2 separate regions of the Homo sapiens genome follow, and region 1 is linked to region 2. A link is a contact called in ENCODE Hi-C or POLR2A ChIA-PET data. All regions are on one chromosome and are shown on one strand. The core of a region is the stretch at or near the end of the contact, and the rest is flanking DNA. Distances in the headings are between cores, read along the strand shown. Region 1 has its middle 40 kb from the start of LINC02015. Region 2 overlaps LINC00578 (long intergenic non-protein coding RNA 578).

Region 1 (5,896 bases), core at 1,440-3,939, 220 kb before region 2:
CCTGGGTGACAGAGTGATACTCCACCTCAAATTAAAAAATTTTTTAAAGCTTATTTGCTTCTTTATTTTGTTTACCTAATCAAGGCATTGTCTGATTTCTACACTGTGTAGATATAATTATTCCCTTGAAACTAATAGGCAATCTGTTGGGAGTCAGTTTAAAAACATAAAAATATCCTGCTCCTCATCAAAATTCTTCCTTAGATTTAATATCCATTGGTAATTTGGCCCTGGACCAATCTTGACTATGACAGCTATAAAATAATAATTTTCTAACTCCAGCAGTTTCTCCACATTTACCAGTCAGCACCTGGCATTCTACAACAAGCAAGAGTCCTCCTTTTTCCTCTGTTTATTCACTTATTTATTTATCTAATTATTAAATAAATTAGTTCAGATTCATGGATTCCTGTTTTCTTCAGTGGTTTATGGTCATACTGTCCTTATATATTTTGGTATTTAAATTGTTTCAGTTTTGGGCAACAGGAGCCACTTCCTGCCAGCTCTTTTCCTGTGACATGCCCTCAGCATTTTTTTTAACACTTCCCTTCTCATCGACATAACAAGATGTTTCATTAGCTTCTAGAACTTTCCCTGTCCCAGGCCTACATTTAGTCACTTCTCTGAGGAGAAGAGCCCTTGTTCTTTCAGTAGAGAATGGTATTAGAGGACAAAATCTGAGTACTAGGTGTGCTCATTGCTACTAGACTTTTTTTTTCTTCTAGGTCTTTTCAGCAGCTAGAGTTGGGAAATAGATGCATGTATATATGTATGTACACAAATATACATATACACTTACAATATGCATATGCACATATGTATACACACATACACACATTTACCTGAGCACACCTGCATGTATATACACATACATTTATTTTAGAAATGAGTTCATACCAATGCTTCCAATTTAGAGCACACTCTCTTAACCACTATGTAATCATTTTGTATGTGCTTCCACAATGGCTGAATTAAAGATGAAAGATAGAATCCAAAGTGACTCAGAGAATTTCCTCTGTTCTATTTATGATCACTACAATTCCTGCTGAAAATTTCTGCCCCCTTTTTGGGAAGCAACACTGTGTGTCCTTGAAGATTCAATTTTGTCTTTGTTCATGTCTGAGCTCCTTCTCCTTGCAAGACTGTGACGGGAGTTGAGAGGACAGAGCCTGAATTTCTCCTAGAATTTAGAGTTTGTGACGACCAACTATTTAAAATATTCTTTGGTAATCTACATAAATTACCCCAAGTCCTAAGACAGCAGGTAGTCTGTCCACCAAAGGTATAAGCTGGTACTGGGAGGTTGATGAAAACCAAAGGCATGTAGGCAAAGTCTCTTTCAGGTTAGAATGTAAGAATGGTGGTAGCAAAGGAAGATGGAGTCCCCTATATCTTTAGGTGCTAGAATGTGGGGGAAGATGCAGTCCCCAGAGATGGACACAAGGTGGCTCAGTGAACCTGTTCCCTGGTGCTCCACATCTCCCTAGAAGGAAAAAGATAACTATGTTCAGCAGCAGGCAGTCATTGGACATTATGGCAGCTGCCCAGCCAATCCTTGCAAGCTCAGCAAGACAACCTAGAGTGAATGCAACCAACCGGCCTAAAGGGTGATGACCCTAGTCCCATGGACCATACCTGGGTGCAACACAAGCCTTCAGGGGAGTCACATTGACTGGTACACATTGGTTTGAGCTTTTCTTTATGGCAGTTGTGTTGAGGCAGGAGTATGTCATGACTTTGGAACAAGAGACCTGAGCTCTAGTCCTAGCTCTGCTGATAAATATGTGGTCTTGCATCACGGTATCATATACAAGATATGACCTCTCTGAGCATCAGATACTTTATTTATAAAATGAAAAGAGTGCAAGATTGTTACATGAATTTGATATAATAAATGTAAAGCCCATGCATATAGTTAAGTCTTAGATAAATGTAGACTTTGTTAAGAACAATATAAAAGGTCATAATATGTAATATATGCTAAATCCTTAGATATGTCCCCAAGTAAAATAGTCTAGACTGCTTTATAGAAGGCCTTAGAGTCTGATATCAGGAGAGAACTGAACTGGACCAAATACACAACCATTCTTTTTAGATGATTTCTTGGTGTGGATTGGCAACAGCTAACAAGACTGTTTCCTATGTCCATTAGCCAGAATTTTATAGCAATGTAATGGTTTGGATTCCTGTTTTTTGAGATTGAAGTTTTAGCTGCTTTTGTAACTGAAAACATACCCACTCTTGGTCCACTGTTATGCTAAGAACACCTGAAATATTGTATTTTCTTTGGAACTTAAGTTGCCAGATACGGTGCGGTCAAGGGCTGAAACTAAATACAAGCAGCCCCTTGCTGAAATATGCTCTGAGTGGGTCTGCTGCTGTCACAAGCAGCGTTTCTCCCTCAAAGAGTTGGCATTCCTCCAGTTTTCCCTGCCCGTGATCACACATCCACAAACCAGCCAGCATGGCTAGTTCCTCCTACCATTTCATGATTGCTGACAGGTAGAATGTGGCTTTTGTTCTTTTCCTACTCGGGAACTCAAATACCAGAGCTGCTGACAGATGATGTTGTGGCAGATTCATTTTGGAACACCACATTTCTTAGCAATGTGTCACAGGAGGAGAATGTCTCAAGCCTACAGCCTCAAAACCCCTCTGCTCTGGAAGTACCATTGCCCCAACCCAGATACCTTCTCAGGTGACACAGGGCGAGTACATGCCTCACCTTGCTGTAAGGAGATGGGAATGGAAGAAACTATGAATGGTAGAGTGCAAGTCCCTCCTAAAAGCATTGACATTGGGTTATTTTTTAAACATTGTACCGGCCAAAACAAGTGAGTCAACGTATTTGTGACTCCTACCCGATGCTTGCCCTTTGCAGAGCTTGACATAAGGAAGACATGTTAGGGAAGCCAAAGATAAATCCAACTCTTGGCTCTGCTATCAGCAGGCTCTGAGACCTACAGCAGTCACTCGACATCTCTGGGCCCAGTTTCTTCTTTAGTAAGATGAGGACAGGAAGCCTCAGGTGGACATGCAGGTCCTCTACCATCTTGTGAGTCTCGGACTCCAGATTGGTGGCAACCTACCTTTCTAGTCTAAGCTCCTGTCTGCTGGCCAACAGAGGTTTAGGGAGACCAGAAGCTAATACAATTTATGATGCCCTCTGTATGAAAAATTATAAAAAGTAAGTCAATAGTGAATATTTATTCAGAATGAGAAAAGAAAAATGCAAAAATATCAGCTTTAAAAAGCCAACAAATACCAGAAATATCACAAAACCCAGAAACAAATAACAGATTTGTATGAATTGGTATCGATAACATAAGATTTGTACTGATGTTCTAACAAGTCTCCCTAAATGCCTGTATTCTACATTTTTGGCTGCAGAGTCTGTTTCTTTTTATGACAAAATTCTGTAATATCCTTTCCTACAGAGAAACTAGAAAGATCATTCCATTTTTCCTGTAACATGGTTAATCAAAATTTGTTTATTATTAATGATAATTGAGAGAATTTCTTTCAGCTTCACAACCTATTATTGACAATATCATGTACATGTTTAGTATTACCAAATTGGGGAAGCTCCTCTACCAAGTGTCTTTCATATATGAGCTGTAAGATTGCAGCCATTCATGTTTCCCTGAGCAGAGACTAATCTGAAATACTCTTGAAATTGATGATACTCATTAATTAGGGCCTTGGGAAGGCATCTACTTTTACCACCTCACACTAGGTACCCCGCAGCCCCACCTTCATGCACACTGAACGTCTCACCTGTTCCTAACACACGACAACCTTCTACAGCTCTGTGGCTTTGCAGATGCTGATCCCTCACTGAATTGCCTTTCCTTTCTCCTCCCCCATACCCTTTCTCCAGGGTTCAAGCAGATTCAGTCACCATTCCTCTGCACTGTCCCTGCCTGGTACTCATAAGACTAGTAGAGAACCCTTCCTTTAGTGTTGTAATTCTGTTTGTCTACCTTCCCCACTAGACTTAGATTCCCTTAATTAAGGGAAGGCAATGATTCTCTCCATCTGTCTAGCACCAGGAATAGGACAGAAAAAGATGCTTGATAAGTGTATCACAAATAGAAATTCCTCAACAACACAGATGCAAGAAGTGCCACAATTCTTTACCTTTCTATAAGAAACCTTACTCTCCTCTAAGTTCTCTATTGTCAATCGATGATTTTTAAAAAACACACAGCATTAGTGATTTATTGGGGCATCTTTTTCCTCCCTTGGACTCAGGCAGTTCATGAAAATGGGGGCTCGCCCTAAGGCCACTAGTCAGCATTAGTTATCCTGGACACCGTTTCTCCTTCTGCCACTCTAGGAGGGTGATGGAATTGTAGTCCTCTCCTCTCACCTCTAGCCTGGCCCTCAGGGATCCCTTTCCCTGATTTCAAAATGGCAGCACTGGGGACAACCACTTAAATCACCTAGGTGGCTATCTTCCTTCCAAAGTGCAATCATCTTTAGGAGGTGCAAATGTGAGCAGGCAGCAGGTCTGTACCAACTGCAGGACATTTCAGGCTCACTTCCTTCAAGGCCCTAGATATCTTCCCAAAAGGACCGAGTAAAGAAGTCATCAAACTTGTGTATCGCCACCAGCCTCAGAGAAAAAAAGGAAAGGAAGGAAGGAAGGAAAGGAGGGAGGGAGGGGGAAAGGAGGAAGGGAGGGGGAAAGGAGGAAGGAAGGAAAGAGGGAGGGAAGGAAGGAAGGAGAGGAATGGAGGGATAAAGAAAGAGTGGGGAAGAGCAAGAGGGAAGAGGAAGAGAGGGGAAGATAAGACTGTCTTGGGGAAAGAAGTGCAGAAATTCATAACATTGAAGTCTGGTTGCCCTCCCTCTATGGATGAAAGATGCGATTACTTCTTCATCCATTTTCTGATGAGTCTGCTCAAGCAAGAAAGTACTAATACTAATAACAATATAAGGCACAGGTTAATTTCTACATTAACTTATTAATGCATCGACCTGCCACAAATGTTTATTGAAGAATCAATCAATGAATGAGTTTTCATAGTTCATTATCATGAGTCTGTTTTTGTTTTAATGACATAAATATCATTTTAGGAAAAATAAAACAATGTCCTTCTCTTCACACGTACATAATTGCACAGATAAGAATAATGATTCAAAGCCATTTTTTTCCTGCACTGGGAAAACAGAGCAGACTTGTTCATTTCTGCTACAATGATGAAGTTTCCTCCCCTGCTTCAGAAAACAACTTTAAGTATACTGTGTATTTTATAGAAAGTGGTTAAGGCTGATGAACTTGCATTCGACTCCTACTGGCTAACCTCAAACAATCTTATACAAGGAAAAACAAAATAAAACAAAACTGTTTTCTTCTTAATCAGACAGAGCCCCTTTAAGAGAGGCTGAATTACAATGCCTAATGCTCCTCATCAAAAGACACTAACAGATTTCCAGAGCAAAGGGCACCCCTGATCTAATGTATTCTTCCAAGTGAGGTTGATGTTTGTAGTGTAAGGAAGAAATGGAAATTTCACTCCCTCACATCATCTGGTCATTAACTTATGTAGCAGTACAAAATAGCCCACCAAGCTCTTTTCTAGTTAGCAGGACTTATTTAAATTCTTTTCCTCCCCCATCCCCCTTTTTATAACCCACAGCAAATTACCAGTATTGATAAACCATTAGAAAAAAAATAAGAGACAATTTTATTGACAGCTAAATGAAGTAATGCCTGGGTTGTGTTGGTTTTCAGCAATTGAGCTTTCTGTATTCATTAGAACTCTACAAGCAGCTTGTGTTAAATTTTTGATATATGCGGTGCACACTGAAATCTTTATCTACATTAACTGAGACACCAATTTGCACCCCTGTTGTACCCTAATAGGCTGATTTATTGTGGTTTCCCAAG
Region 2 (6,256 bases), core at 1,268-3,767:
AGGGCCCTCATGGCCTAATCACTCTTAAAAGTCCCACATCTTAATACTGTTACAATGGTAATTAAATTTCAACATGAGTTTTGGAGAAGACAATCATTCAAACCATAGCATCCACCTACCAGCAAGAAGAAACAAACATTGTCATCTGGGGGTGGGAGAGCTTGTTACAATATATACCTAGCCTACCCCAGTTAAAACAAGAATCATACATCTTTGCAGTAGTAAAGATTCTCTCCTTCACTAAACTTTAGTCAGGCTCCTCTAAGTCTGACCTTGGTGTCTACCTAATTGGGCCTGCATCATGCCATTTTAGCAAAAATCCTGCTAAGTCACTGTATTAGTTAGGGTTCTTTAGAGTGACAGAACTAATAGGATAGATGTATATGAAGGGGAGTTTATTAAGGAGTATTGACCCACATGATCACAAGGTGAAGTCCCACGATAGGCCATCTACAAGCTGAGGATCAAGGAAGACAGCAGTGGCTCAGTCCGAGTCCCAAACCTCAAAAGTAGGAAAGCTGACAGTGCAACCTTCAGCCTGTGGCCAAAGGCCCAACAGCCCCTGCCAAACCTGGTATAGGTCCAACAGTGCAAAAGCTGAGGAGCTTGGAGTCTGATGTTCAAGGGCAGGAAGCATCCAGCACAGGAGAAAGATGAAGGCTGGAAGACTCAGCAAGTCTGCCCATTCCACTTTCTTCTTCATTCCACTTTATTCTAGCCACACTGGCAGCTGATTAGATGGTGCCCACCCAGATTGGGGGTGGGTCCGCCTCCCCCAGTCCACTGACTCAAATGTTAATCTCCTTTGGCAACACCCTCACAGAAACACCTAGGAACAATACTTTGCATCCTTCGATCCAATCAAGTTGACACTCAATATTAACCATCATGGTCAGTTTAGAGAGAATTCTCCACCTGTGATCTCTGATCATTCTCAGCATCTTTTCAGATTCCTTATCCCCCACCCTGATCACCCTAGCCTGCCTTCAGCAAGAATCCTTGTAGGTCTGTTTAACCAAAACCCTCCCTACCGCTGCTGTTTCCTAATAGTATTTTCCATCCACTCACCCCTACCCTGCTTCTTGGCTATAAATCCCCACTTGTCCAAGCTGTATTCAAAATTGAGCCCAGTTCTCTACTGAGATCTCTTTTCTCCTATTACAATAGTTCCTGAATAAAACCTGTTTGGGCCACTTCATTGTCAAGCTCTAATTTTCCTTTAACAGCAGTAATTCTTTAATTGTGTCTGTCCATCCACTCATTCCACTTGGTTTCCCTCATAAATTCTAAGCTAGATCAGTATACAACCATAACTACCCCAGCAATTTTGTAAAGGGCAATTTTTATGAACCTCTAAGTTATCCCAAATTTTTTTAATTTACATTAAGTCAAATACAGAATCCCAAAATTAATTTTAAAGAAAAATGTTGTTTGAAATTAACATAGAAAAGAAAGCTAGTTTTCTATTTTTTTCTCCTTAATACACTGTGTAAAGTTTTGAACTGATGATATTAATATATAATATTGCACCTGCACTGTAATGATTATTACTTTGTTAGGAGGATACATATGTTCATCATTGACACACTAACTACTAAGTGTGAAGGTTTGATTGATTTAAGAGATTAAGGGATAATTTTGTTTTTAAAATCAGTCTTCCATGGAGGTAGTATCTGTGTGCTGTGGACAGTCTATAGGTGTTGCCTGTCACTGGATTGTGATGGATGAACACTCTATTCATAATTCAAACTGTCTCCCATTTGTTCATAAAAGCTGACAATGCAGAGAGAATTCTGCTGAAAGAGCCACAAAAGAGTGAATTACAGAGAAATGTAAAACAATATGACAGAGGAGCATTTGGGCCAAAAATAAAGCAACCAAATCCAACAAATCTAAAAGGAGTGATTTTTTTCTAATTTTTTTGGCCAAATAGTACATTCAAATGTAGGTTCAAACAGCAAGCCTGCTGGTTCTCTGTCAGCAAAAATGCTAAATAGGGGCTAAGTTGTCTTCCTGGAGGGTGAGGCGCATAGACAAACTGAAAAGCCACCTGAAGTTTCAACCAAAAGCCAATTTAGATCAAGCTGAGCAAACAGACAGGTCTGCTGCCCAATTCAACACCAAGCTGTTTTTTTGTTTTTTGTTTTTAATGTATATAAGTCAAAAAGTACTTTACAAGCCAAGGAAAACCCAGAGAGCAATGTATGGACTAATGACATAGTTCCCATTCAGGTCTGGGGCCTGGAGTGCAGCCTGGGGCAGTTCCCACTGTGCTTCCCAGCCCCCATCTGTGTTTTTCACTGGTAAATTCAGAATAAAAAGAAAGTCAAGTGTAGCAGAGGACTGTGTGGGTTAGGAAGGAAGGGCAGTTCCACCCAGTTGGTCCAAGTTAAAATGGAGGCTGTTACTTGCTGAGAGCAGATTTGCACTCCTTTTTTTTTTTTTTTAGCACCAGCTGAGATTCTGTCTCAATTGCCCTCAACATTGAGTCACTAACCAGCCACTGGGTGTGGAATTCTGGCAGCAGTAGCGCTTAACTCTGAGACTTCCCACTCCCCACCCACCAGCTCCTTGCCCTCTCTGCAATGGCTTTTTTTTAGTAATAGAGGAAAAAAACTTTGAAATCCTGTTAATTCTGAGTATTGTTTACAAGTGATTATTTCTGAAGGGGCAAGGAGTGTTTGCAAAGGCCACTTTGGTTATATGAGATTTAAAAGGTTACTGCAATTATTTTTTGGTGTATAAGATGCATTTGCATACATAATTTCACAGAAGAATGGGGGCATTTTATGTACTTTCATCATATGTTTATTGAAAGTGAACAGTTATGCTGTCTGCACAGACATAACTGGTATTTCTTTAAAATTTATCTTTTCCAGATTATTACTATATATTAAAATTTCTAATTATCTACTGGAGATGCATTATACTACATTTATAGGAACAAAATAATGTATTTTCTCTTTTGTAGACATGGCTGCCCGAAAGCAATTCAGTATTTTGCATCCTTGTTCAGTCAGTAACTATGACTTATTAGATGCAGGTGAGTTTTTTATACATTTGGAAGAGGATGTGTCTTATACACTTGCAAGAGCATTGATGTCTCTGGATCTGAGTGCCCTTGTCTGCAAAAAGAAAGAGCTGAACTCCAAGTACCTTCAGCACTGAAAGTCTACAGCTGGCAATGGCTGTACCACAAAGATTAAAACAAGGCAATTCAGTAAGGGTAAACAATAAATTAAAAAAATCACTGAAATTGAATTAACTTGGTAGACAAAAGCAACCCTTAGACCACCAACAGTCATTTTGCAAATATTAATTTTTTAACTAAGGAACAATTACATACGCCTTGTCTCTTTAAATTAGATTGGAAGTTCCTTGAGGTTAAAACCAATGTTTTTAATTAAGAATAAAATTTCCCTAGGACAGATCATACTGCCAGATAAACGGCCTAGCAATAGAATGTGTTCGTAGATACATTAAAAAGAACCCAGGTCTTAGAGCTCTCAGGCCAGAGATTTTTCTTTCCATTACAATTTTCTGTCATCAAGGTTCAATGTAGGAAGCTTCTAGGAGAGACAATAACAATTGGGAGGAAGAAATCCAAGAGCATTGAAATAGACATGAGCTACACAAGGATACTAAAGTCCTGGTATTGACTCTTTTTTACCAGCAATATTTCTAGAAGAAAATAGCCCCCTCCATAGAAGTCTCTACAGAACACGTGGACAGCACTTAGTGATGAAGCCTGGGTTGGCAGCCCACATTGCCTGATGTTTGTATTGAAACCCTTCCCTGGCAGAGCCTGGTGCCCAGTGGTGCCGACTGGGCTGGCTCAGTGCTGAGAGACAGCTTCAGGGATGGACAGTTGCACTCTCAGGAGGTTGTATGCATAATCTCAGTTTGCAATTCTATTTTGTGAGAACAAAAGGGAAACAGTGGGCACTGGCTTGGCTGCTTTTCCAGATGCTTTTGACCAGGCAGGGGATGTAAAAAAGAAAATCTAGCTTGAAAAATGCAACAAAGAGAGAGAAATATTGTCTATTTTCCCATTATGTTTAGCTAGGATGTGGTCTACTGATTATTTTAAGAAAACTATTAACCGAGCTTTACTGTTTTCCTGTTGTATGCTAGCAGCTTCATGTAGTCTGAGAGTCTCAGGCTGGCTGTTAGAAGCCTTAGGTTTTCATCTCCAGTCACCACCATCTTGGCACTTGATTTCTCAGAGCTTCAGTGTGTCTATCTATAATGTCATTTTTAATTCCTGTCCTTCTCTACCTCAAACGGATGCTGTGAGGACAAATGAGATGGCTCAATATTACCTCCTTCCCTGTCCATCTGGCTCTCTGATTTGCAAGGACCACATCAAGTTCTGGACTAGAAAACAATAGAGTTGTGCCAGGAATGAAGGGAGGCAGAATGGAGCCAGGCGGAAGCCCAAAGGGACACAGAGGCAGAGATCCAAGGCCAGAATTGGAACATTGGATTAGCCACAATTTCACATATTAACATTATGCCCAGTTCCCAAAAATACACATTTATGTGGTTATATGAACATCTTTGAGTCATTCAGGATTTGGTTGTATTATCATTATTTGAACCCTCAAGTGCAAAAATATGAGGACTATATACTGAGATTTTCTTCCTTTTTCAATGGAGTATTCTTAACTTGTGTGGGCCAGGCCTTGAGCCCCTTTTTTGGTCAAAAGTCCTCAAAGGGAGTTAACTGGTCATTTTAATTCATTTGGGTCCAACTGAGGTGATTTTATAGCCCCTCCTGGCTTTGAAAGATCCAACAGACTTTCAGCCTCCAGGCAACAGAGGAGTGAGCCCTGGAAAGGGTCTAAATGATGCAGGCCCTCCTCCCTGTACGTCAGCTCCTTCTCTCCCCTTCTTTCCAATCAAACTAATCCCCTCACAATTTCCCAGAGGCTTCTCCATCATGGACACCCACAGGAAACAAATAAAAGGAACAGGACAGGGTGCAATTCTGCTCTTTGTCAGTGCTAATTGTGAGCCAGTTATCTGATCTGCTGTGACTTGCTCTTTCTGGAAAGGTGTGCATAATTTGGCAATAGAATTCCAAGATTCTCATTTATTGTAAATTGTGCCTTTGCCGATTGCTTTTGTCAGGGCTCCCCATTTCACCTCATGTCTCTGCTCTCCACTTTTGCAAATGCACTGATCTGTGAAAATGAATTAAACAGATTAAAAAGCAGCTTTTCTTATTCATTGGAATAAAAACAGCAAAGGCAGACATGGTACATCCTTGTACGTAACTCCAAGAAAAAAAAAACTACTTCACACAAGAGGGTGGCCTGGCTCTCTGGGGAGAAAACAAACCCACAAAATGCTCTGTGACTCAAGTTAAGCCTCTCCTATAATCTACAGTGAAGTTCTACTTAATGACAACCCACAATATAATCCAATTATTAGGCTTTCAGCAAACCAATACCATAATGACATCATATATTCTTAAAGTTGATCTTTATACAAAGCTGTTCCTCTTTTTAAAGAGAGAGAAACATTTATGATGTTAAATAACTCTCATCTTATAGACAGCTCAAGTTCACAAATTTGTAGAGCCAAAGCACCCGAAAGAAGAAAGCATATGCAGGTGTGTATTATCTGCAGTATGAGAAGGTTCTAGGTGCTGCTTTGACCCCACCTCGCGGACTAGGGCCAAGCTAAAAGCAACCTGCATAGTAAGGCTGGACTATAAGTGCCCCCAAAGCATCATCTTGGTACATCCTAGGGCAGAGTTGGGTCCCTATTATTTTAAGACAAGTGATACAATGGAAGGTTCCTGGAACTACCACACTGCACTGCTCCAAGGAGCACCAATAGCAAGGTAGTCCTCATGTTTGGTGACCTCTGGAGGTGGGAAGTGCACTGTGTGTGCAAACTAAATTGGTGGCCTTGAATCCCTTTATTAAAGAGGAAACACTTTGGTTTTTCTGTTTATTTGCTTAATGTTGTTTATTTGAGTAGAGGAAGGGCAAGAGGGAACAAAGAGAACACAGGAAGCACCTCTGTAGAGGTGCAGTAGACTACCCACAACGCCACCCGAGAGCTCTAGTTCTTAGTTCAAAACGAAGTTAGCAAGGTTTTTCTTTTCTTTCTTTTTTTTCTTTTTTGGAGACGGAGTCTCACTCTGTCACCCAGGCTGGAGTGCAGTGGCACGCGATCCCGGCTCGCTGCAACCTCCGTCTCCTGAGTTCAAGCAATTCTCCTGCCTCAGCCTCCTGAGTAGCTG

Evidence for each region. Hi-C counts contacts between places; a loop is a spot of excess contacts on that map. ChIA-PET counts read pairs that join two places held with the same protein, here RNA polymerase II (POLR2A). Pooled maps may share reads with other maps.
Region 1: a loop to region 2 is called in a map of K562, with 4 times the contacts of the local background. The contact joins two enhancer-like sites. A Hi-C loop is called at or near these places in 2 of 168 maps with a recorded cell type or tissue (K562 and naive thymus-derived CD4-positive, alpha-beta T cell), 2 of 37 single-sample maps with no recorded cell type and 8 of 50 pooled maps. POLR2A ChIA-PET finds 5 or more read pairs at or near these places in 4 of 52 experiments (OCI-LY7, T-cell, activated naive CD4-positive, alpha-beta T cell and 1 more).

Annotation. Positions count from the first base shown.
Region 1 is chr3:177,773,489-177,779,384 of GRCh38, reverse strand. No RefSeq gene overlaps it. Among named protein-coding and RNA genes, the nearest start is that of LINC02015, 40 kb to the left of the region's middle. Within about 2 kb of position 2,689, at least 6 of the 41 ENCODE cell types and tissues checked have a DNase peak (open chromatin) inside an H3K27ac peak, as active enhancers do.
Region 2 is chr3:177,551,336-177,557,591 of GRCh38, reverse strand. All of the region lies in intron 2 of LINC00578 (long intergenic non-protein coding RNA 578), which reads right to left. Among named protein-coding and RNA genes, the nearest start is that of LINC00578, 110 kb to the right of the region's middle. Within about 2 kb of position 2,517, at least 2 of the 41 ENCODE cell types and tissues checked have a DNase peak (open chromatin) inside an H3K27ac peak, as active enhancers do.